Linked DNA regions of Homo sapiens: region 1 is linked to region 2. A link is a contact called in ENCODE Hi-C data. All regions are on one chromosome and are shown on one strand. The core of a region is the stretch at or near the end of the contact, and the rest is flanking DNA. Distances in the headings are between cores, read along the strand shown. Region 1 holds the start of LITATS1 (lncRNA induced by TGF-beta and antagonizes TGF-beta signaling 1). Region 2 holds the start of MATN1-AS1 (MATN1 antisense RNA 1).

What was found. A loop is a pair of places that touch in the nucleus more often than their neighbours do. Pooled maps may share reads with other maps.
Region 1: a loop to region 2 is called in a map of naive thymus-derived CD4-positive, alpha-beta T cell, with 21 times the contacts of the local background. The contact joins the promoter of LITATS1 here to the promoter of MATN1-AS1 in region 2. A Hi-C loop is called at or near these places in 2 of 168 maps with a recorded cell type or tissue (CD4-positive, alpha-beta memory T cell and naive thymus-derived CD4-positive, alpha-beta T cell) and 8 of 50 pooled maps.

What each region holds. Positions count from the first base shown.
Region 1 is chr1:37,471,386-37,475,824 of GRCh38, reverse strand. LITATS1 (lncRNA induced by TGF-beta and antagonizes TGF-beta signaling 1) reads left to right here and starts at 1,382. Exons shown (of 3, transcript NR_038842.1): 1 at 1,382-1,681. It overlaps ZC3H12A (zinc finger CCCH-type containing 12A), which reads right to left and starts at 1,245. Exons shown (of 6, transcript NM_025079.3): 1 at 1,196-1,245; 2 at 1-366. The coding sequence starts at 328. RefSeq lists an enhancer at 301-400 and silencers at 1,051-1,510, 1,971-2,070.
Region 2 is chr1:30,716,090-30,720,420 of GRCh38, reverse strand. MATN1-AS1 (MATN1 antisense RNA 1) reads right to left here and starts at 1,649. Exons shown (of 4, transcript NR_034182.1): 1 at 856-1,649. It overlaps MATN1 (matrilin 1), which reads left to right. Exons shown (of 8, transcript NM_002379.3): 3 at 1,464-1,686; 4 at 3,506-3,631; 5 at 4,096-4,331. RefSeq lists silencers at 1,037-1,126, 1,687-2,206, 2,247-2,426 and enhancers at 784-1,359, 1,457-1,626.

The DNA.
Region 1 (4,439 bases), core at 133-2,632, 6.8 Mb before region 2:
GGACTAGAGGGAGCTGAGGGCAGGGGTCCGGTGAGGTCTGGCGCTCCCGCTCGGTGGCTGTCCCGTGTTTCACCAGCTCACCCAGCACCGTGTTGGTGTCTGCCTGGACGCCCAGCTTCTGCAGGACGCTGTGGATCTCCGTGGATGAATAGCCCAGCTTCCGGAAGAAGTCCACCTTCATCTGCAGTTCCAGGGCCGAGGCCTCCTCAGCGGCCAGCTCTTGACCCGGCCTTGGGGTGCCCTGACGGCTGTGGCTGTCCTCAAATTCCCACAGACTCATGGTGGGGCTGGCTTCCAGGACAGGCTTCTCTCCACAGGGGCCACTCATAGCTCAGACTCCTGGAAGGCCCCGCGCCACAGCTCCTACTGAACAACCAACAGGGTTAGGGACGGTGAATAGCGCTCTCTCCTAACCTCCCTCCCAAAACCACATCCAGCAGGATGAGGGATTGGTGGCACTACACACTGCATCGTGTTATTAGTTCAGGTTGTCCTCTCAAAAGCTCTCCCAGCTAGGCATTCCCATTCCCATTCTATAAAGGGAGAAACTGAGGCACAGACATTAAAAACGTGCTCAAGGTCATCCAGCTGTTAGCTGGTGGCTCGAAGATCGGAACTTAGTCTGAACTAAGACTGGAACTACCCCAGCTGTAAAGCCTCGAACCCCCACGCCAACCCAGGGGACCCAGAAGGCAGGGACGGGGCTCTCAGATGGAATCCTGGGGCTGGAAGTGCGTTGCGGGGCCCAAGGCTTCCCCACTGAGGCCACCACTTTCGCCCACCCGTCCGGCACTCAGAGCTCAGGCCCAGGCAGCGCAAGGCCCATGGCCGGACTCCCGGAGCCGGGGAGGGCAAGTTTCTGGGGTGACCCGTGGGGAGAAAAGTTGCTGGAAAACTTTGGTTGGCTGCCGGGAGCTGGTGACGCCGAGGCTGTCCCGGCCCGAGACCCGCGCTTGCTCGGCCCGCGATCCCGATCAGGAACCTGGTGCTCTTCCCCGGCTCTCCCAACTTGGGCAAAGTTGGAGGGGTCCTGAGGCCCGGCGGGCCGGGGAACAGGACCCCGACCCTTCCGTCCCCTCCCCTCTCCACCCCTCCCGTCCCCTCCCGTCCCCTCCCCTCGGCTCGGCTCGGACCCCGCCGGAGCGCTCCCTGCCGCTTCCCCGCCGAGGCCCGCACCCTCCCCGCCGCGCCTCACCCCGCCATGCGCCAGCGGCGGCCGGCGGCGTCTCCATGGGGCCGAGTCCTGGGGGTAAGGACGGCGGCGCCTTTATATGGGGCGGCGCGCGGGCAGGTGGTGGTGAGGCACTGACGCGGAAGCGGGCAAGGGGCGGGGCCGTCCCGGGAGACCGCCCCGGGGGCGGGGCTGCCTCGCCCCTTCCTGCTCCGCTCCTCGCGTCGCGGCCCCGCCCCCGCGGCCGCTGCGCGCCGGACGGGGCCCAAGCGGGGGTCGGAGCCTCAAGGCTGCGGCGGCGACGAGCTCCGAGCGGGACACTGAACGGCCCGTATGCGCAAGATAAGCACGGACTGAATCAGGTACACGCACCTGCCGGGGACGCACTGACCGAGGTGCGGACGGCGGTACCAGGACAGGTAAAGCCGCGAACACTCGGACCTAAGAACTTGACAGGTACACCCTGCCTGATGAAGCTACGTACGGCCAGGTGCGCATCGAGTGAATCAGGTACGCGGAGGTTGGTCCACGCACCTTGGAGGCAGGTCCATGGTTATAGACAGGTACATCCAGACAGGCACTTTTCAGATGGAGTCAGGCCCCCTCAAGACACACTGTGCTTAAAGCCGTCACACAGAGGTTGGCCACCCCCGGGGCCAGGTACACTTTTCCTGAAATCTGTACTTTACTAGGACCAAAAGGCAGGTTCAGTCAGCAGATGCACAATGACCGAGGCAGAAAACCAGGCAAAAGAGGGCCATTTACCCCAATCACCACATGAATACTGTCCACACAAGAATACTGTCACCCATACCGCAGAACTCACTGAGCGCCCCCACTGGAGGAGCACCCTTGCTCCATGAAGATGCTTTTAGTTTCCCAGGTCAGACCTGATCCCTCGCATGAGCACAGCACTTTACAGGCTTACACTCACGGGCTTACAGACAGAGGTCATTATGCTGATGTTACCCTTGAGAAATTCTGCAAAGGCTAAACTGCCCCAGCTGGAAAGACTCGAACCAGGATGGAGAGCTCCTATTCTAGTGCTCCTATTATTTGCCATTTTTGTGAACCACGAGTGACTGAGGGCAGAGGGGAGCCTGGCTTCCTATGTGTGTGTGTGTGTGTGCGTGCGTGTGTGTGAGTGAGAGAGAGAGAGAGAAAACACAGAGCCCACACGCTGGAGGACAGAGCCACATGCCACCAGTGCTTACTATGTGCCAGTCCTTTGTTACATTCTCTCTACCTCATCATAGGCATGTATCCTATAAGTGCTAGTGTTATAATAAATACTTGTTTATTGTAAAAGACACCATAGACACAACTGTACATGTACAGCTTAAAGAATAATAGTAATAATAAAAAAGCCATGTATCCATCACCTAACTTAAAAAATAGACCAGTGCCAGTACCTTGAGGCCCTCTGGGTGCCCCCATCACAGCCTCCTGCCCACATCCTGAAGAACTAGTTTCCTGAACTTTAATTGTGCTAGTCATTCTCTTGCTTTTTCTTGTAGTTTTACCACCTCTGTATGCATCCCTAAGTGGGATATTGTATAGTTTTGCTATTTTTTACTTTGTGTAAACGGAGTCATTCCATAATTATGTGACTTCCTTTTTCATACAGCATTATATTTTTAAAAATCCATTTTGATTGCCTGCATACCTGTAATTTATTTTACTACTGAATAGTGTCCCATTTTATGAATATACCACTGGTTACTTATTCAGTCACCTGCTGTTGGATGTTGTTTCTAGGATTTTTTTTCTATTACAAAGACTGTGCTTTGGATATTCTTGTATGTATCTTAATGAAATTGTACAGTGGAGGAAATGGATGTTCAGAGATTCAGAAAGGTGAAGTCACCTGCTCAGGCTCTGGGGGCTGGTGGAGCTGGAACTCATGTAGCTCTCTCCAAGGCAGTCCATCTCCCCATCCACACCTGCTTGTTCGGGAGGCCACCAAAGACCCCAGGGAGGCAGGCGTGTACGTCTCTATCTGGACCCTGAGGCTGTTCCTCTGGGCTTGCTTGCTCTTACCTAGCGGTGTTCCTGCTTTGTTGCCTGGTCATCTTTGAAGACCCCAAAGTGTCCCCTTCTCTGCTCCCCAGGCACAGCAGCTCCAGGGGCTTGGCAACCCAAGGAGAGAGGAAACACAAGGCCCCCTGCTGCATGCCAGCTCACATCCCATGCTGGGCACCTCACATGCTTGCTGTCACTCCAGCTGAGTGCGGTGCCGGCGGCACCCCTAACCTCACAACAGTCCCTTTTACAGATGAGAAGAGCTCAGTTATGTTAAGCATTTATTCGCTATAGCAACTACCTTTAAGATAGTAAAAACATTAAGTGATGTGTCCAGGTTAATAATGATAATGACAATACTAATCAATCATAGAGATAATGCCTCCCATTTATAGAGTGCTCACTGGGTGGCAGGCACCAGCTAGCGCCTTGCAGACACTTTCGGGCCTCTGCTCTGCTTCTTCCTTGGCTTGGAGTGCCCTTCCCTCTCTCCCACCCAGCTGCTTCCTAGCCAGTTCCATTCATCTTTTGGATGATGTCACCTCCTCTGTGAGGCCAGCCAAGACTCCTTTGATGCTGGTTGTACCCTCCTAAGTGTCCCCACAACACCCTGCCTATGTCCCAACGTGTTAGATTGTCTTTGCCAGCCTGAGACCTCCTCTGGAGCTGCAACAAGACCAGACTCTGCTCCTGCTCCCAGACCCTCTGCTGCCCAGCCCTGTGCCAGTAGGAGCCAGCAGGACTAGGCGATGAGTCATGCTGCTCCCTGCCCTCCCAGAGAGAGCCACAGTCTCGCTGTCTTCCGGCTCATGCTACTTCCCAAGAAGCCGACTCTCCTCTACAGAACCCACGGCTTCTTTGGGGAACCCCTGCTCCGTTTACAGCTGGATTTTGCAAACTTTGGCCCTAATCCCCAGGAGTTCTCTGAAGCCGAGCCCACACAAACCCCTCTGCCTCTCGTATGCCTGTCTTGGCAGCTGGGCTGGCTAATTTCCTTCTTGGAGCCTGCCTGGCCTCCCACCATCTATCTGCCTGTGCCCAGCCAGCGTAGGTGGGGTCTGCAAAGCTTGTGGACTGGTCACTGCCTGAGGGTGGTGGGGGGTTGGGAGATGAGGTTGGAGAGGGAAAGGTCCCAGGAATGACCTTGGCTTTCAGTTGCTTCACTGGGCAGCTCAGCCTGGGGAGGACCCGGGAACTGGGCTACCTCTGTAGAAAGGCTGGGCAGGCTGCCCTCAAGCCTTAAGGG
Region 2 (4,331 bases), core at 400-2,899:
CTTAGAGAAATGACGTATCAGGCAGCCTGTCGGTCTTGGGGCCAACTACAAGTTTCAGCACGGGGTGCTGTAGATGAAGCTGATGGTTGAGGTGGTGGAGAGGGTGAAGGAGATGGGGGTGGTGGCGTGGGGTGGGCAAGTGAGGAGAGAGCTCCTCCAGCAGGTGACACAGCGGCGCTGGGGGAGCTGGCACCAGACTCCAGGTGTTCAGCCTGGAGTTCACCTGTGGGAGGACCCAGCAAGGTGGACAATCTGAAAGCTGGGTTGCAGGGAGGGGAGTAGGGACTCGAGGAGGCAGTGGGCCTCGGGATGGCAGCGAATAGTCACAGCTAGATTTTCAGAGCCAGGAGCCCAGGCCCCTGGAGAGGAAGAGATTGTACAAAGTCACTCCCCAGGTAGCCCAGGGTAATGATGGTAAAAATAATAGTTGCCCCTTCTGGCTTCTAACCAGGAGTCATCTCACTCAACCTCACCACAACCCTTTTTACAGTTGAAGACACTGAGGCTCAGGAAGGTGACCTGTAGCTTGTGGAGCTGCATTTCTAAACACGGCCTGTCTCAACTGCCTGTCATCAGGACAGGGTGTCAGGACCTGGGGCTAAGGATGGGACCCAGGAATCAGAAACAGACCCAAGTCAGAAGCAGAGAAGCAGCAAAGCGGGACTGGATGCCTAACCCAGACTGGGCAGAGCTGGGAGCGCCCTAGCCTCAGGGCGGGTGCAGACAGGGGGTCACGAAGCCGGATCTCAGTGACAGAGTCCGCCACCTCTTTCTTTCCAGGGTACAGACCAGAGGAGCCTAGTGGGAGGGGAGCAGGCAGATTCTTTCCCTCTCTGGCAGGGGCATGTATCATACCGGGGAGTGGAGGAGGATAAGGGCGGCATCTTTCTTGGGTTGGTCCCTTGGGCATCCACATGGGAGTGGCCCTCCGTCGGTTCCCTGGTCCAGGGTCCCCGGTCTTACCGGGACAAGGACAGCAAGACGGGAGACGGCAGCCCCATCCCTTAGCTTCGGCTGCCATCTGGTGGCCAAAGCGCAGAACTGCACCATGTGGAACCACCGGATCCCCCCACCCAGCCCCGGCCGGGCCTCCCGGGGGCACGAGGGGCGTGGCACGACTCCCACAGCCATCAGCCTGAGGACCCTGCCCTCAGCCGCCTCAGTCTGAGGGGAAGGCATGGCCCTGACCTTAGAGACCCCAATTTGGCGATGGGGCATCACATCCCTCCGGGCATCTCAGAGCTGCCTGCCCGAGGGAGGCGAAGCAGATGGAAAGCCCCCCAGCCACGTCTCTCAGTCAGAGGAAACGGGTCTCCTCTTCGGCCAGCCGGGTCCTCTTCCCCCGGGTGCCGCCTGGCTGTGCGACCCGGCAGTCCTCCCGCCTCTCCGGGCCTCAGCCTCCTCTCCTGGACAGTCCCGTGGGCTTCCGGGAGCCCGGTGTCACACCGCCCCGCGTGTCGCAGGTGGTCATCGTGGTGACAGACGGGAGGCCCCAGGACAGCGTGCAGGACGTGTCTGCGCGGGCCCGGGCCAGCGGCGTCGAGCTGTTCGCCATCGGAGTGGGCAGCGTGGACAAGGCCACGCTGCGGCAGATCGCCAGCGAGCCGCAGGACGAACACGTCGATTACGTGGAGAGCTACAGCGTCATCGAGAAGCTGTCCAGGAAGTTCCAGGAGGCCTTCTGCGGTGCGCGGGCAGGCGGGGGCGGAGCCAGGGCAGGGGCGGAGAAGGGGAGAGCGGCGGGGCGGGGCCAGGGCTGGAGGCGGGACCGAGGCTGAGGCGCAGACGGAGCCAGCGCCGGCGCAGGGCAGGGGCGGGGCCGGGGGGGGGGCAGAGGCGGAGACGGGAGAGAGATAGAATGTCAGTGCCGGGGCGGGGCCGGGGAGGAGCCGGGGGCGGAGGCGGAGACGGAGAGAGTCAGCGCCGGGGCGGGGCAAGGGTGGGGCCAGGGCAGGGGCGGAGACGGAGAGAGCGGCGGGGCGGGGCCAGAGCAGGCAGGGGGCGGGGCCAGGGCAGGGGCGAAGACGGAGACAGTCAGTGCCAGGGCGGGACCGGGGCGGAGGCGGAGAGAGTCGGCTCCAGGGGCAGGGCCAGGGCTGAGCGGGACGAGGCCGTGGCAGGCGCAGAGACTGAGAGTCCGCGCTGAGGCGGGCCAAGGCTAGGGGCGGAGCCAGCGCTAAAGTGAAGACAGAAAAAGTCAGCGTCGGGGGGCGGGGCCACATCAGAGGGCGGGGCCTGGCTGGGGCGGTAGCCTATAAAACGGCGGGAACTGAGTTACACGGCAACATCAGGGCGGGGCCAGGGCTAGGGACACGGCTTAGGTGGATTGGGGGTGGAACCTGGATTAGACTGAGGTGGTGCCAGCACCAGGGGTGGGGCCGTAGCTGGGGCGGAGCCTGATAACGGAGGAGGGTCTCCAGCCCCAGGTTAAGGGAGTTGGGGAGAGGCGATGTTAAGAGTCCTTTTATGGCCGGGCGCGGTGGCTCACGCCTGTAATCCCAGCACTTTGAGAGGCCGAGGCGGGCGGATCACGAAGTCAGGAGATCGAGACCATCCTGGCCAACATGGTGAAACCGGTCTCTACTAAAAATACAAAAAATTAGCCGGGCGTTGTTGCGGGCGCCTGTAGTCCCAGCTACTCGGGAGGCTGCGCCAGGAAAACGGCGTGAACCCGGGAAGCGGAGCTTGCAGTGAGCCGAGATCGTGCCACTGCACTCCAGCCTGGGCGACAGAGCGAGACGACTCCGTCTCAAAAAAAAAACAAAACAAAAAAAAAAACCGCACACACAAAAAACAACAGAGCCCTTTTATGTGGCAGAATCCTGGCAGGGACCAAGGAGGGCCCAGAGCTCAGGAAGGAGAGCTCCCAGAAAACCTACACATGTTTCTGTGTCGTGAGTTTTGGGTGCCAGAGTTTTCTGTGATGCGGGAGAGTCTGAGAGGCCTGGGCACTGGCAGGAGAAGGTTCAGAGCCCTTCTCGGAGGGGAGGTGTGTGTGTGGGTCTTTGGGATGTGACCCGCAGGGGCAGGGTGTCCAGTAGGACAGGATCAGGGTTAGGGCAGGGACTTTACCCATTTGTAAAATGGGTCTAAGAAGAGCATGCACGTTATTGAGAGGATCCAGTGAGATAATGCAAAATGTAACCCTCATTATATGGTATTTGACAGATAGGTGCTGTGTTCATTGTATGCTGTTCTAGACACTTGGGTGTCTTGATACAGCAGTGAACTAAACAGACTAAAGGCCCTAACCCTTGGCCTTTACCTTTTTAGTGAGACTTTTCATTCTTATCATCAGCATTATAACCTTCTTCAGGGATCTAGGCACTGGTGCAATGATTCCAGACGTGGGCTGAGAGTCGGGGGCCTGGGCCCCAGTATGTTGGAGATCTTAGTTTCCCTGAGTCTGGATGGGGCCTGGTATCCACAGTCAGGGAGGGACAACCTGTCTGTAGTGCCCAAGGCACTATGACTGTGAGATCTGAGCTACTTATTGTCCCCGCAGTGGTGTCAGACCTGTGCGCCACAGGGGACCATGACTGTGAGCAGGTGTGCATCAGCTCCCCCGGTTCCTACACCTGCGCCTGCCACGAGGGCTTCACTCTGAACAGCGACGGCAAGACCTGCAATGGTCAGTGGGGTGGACACAGGCTCGCCCTGGAGAGGGTGTGGAGGGGAGGTGATGGGGCCTCCCCAGGAAACCCATTCAAGCCTCCCTGCACCATACCTCTGAACCAATCTTCAAAGCAGACAGATGCCTTTTAGAGTTTGGTATCTGCAGAAGTTCTCACCTGACTTCTGTCCCTGTTTTCAACACAATGGGCGGTGGGTTTAGTGTGGTAGAAGGACTCACATAGTCTCAAAATCAAATCCTGGTGCTACCACTTCTGAGCTGTGTGATCTCACAGCTATTGGAGTTTCAGTTTCCAATACTGTACAGTGGGACCAGTCACCTTGGCTTTATAGAGGCAGTTCTGAGGGCACAATGTAATGATCCTCAGCACAGAGCTTGGTGTGTGGTGGGTGTCCAGCCGGGGAGCAGGATGGTTGACTATGTCCTTCAGCTTCAGCCCGTTGCCTTCCTGTCCTCCACAGTCTGCAGTGGTGGTGGTGGCAGCTCGGCCACTGACCTGGTCTTCCTCATTGACGGATCCAAGAGTGTGAGGCCAGAGAACTTTGAGCTGGTGAAGAAGTTCATCAGTCAGATCGTGGATACGCTGGACGTGTCAGACAAGCTGGCCCAGGTGGGGCTGGTGCAGTACTCAAGCTCTGTGCGCCAGGAGTTCCCCCTGGGTCGCTTCCACACCAAGAAGGACATCAAGGCGGCTGTG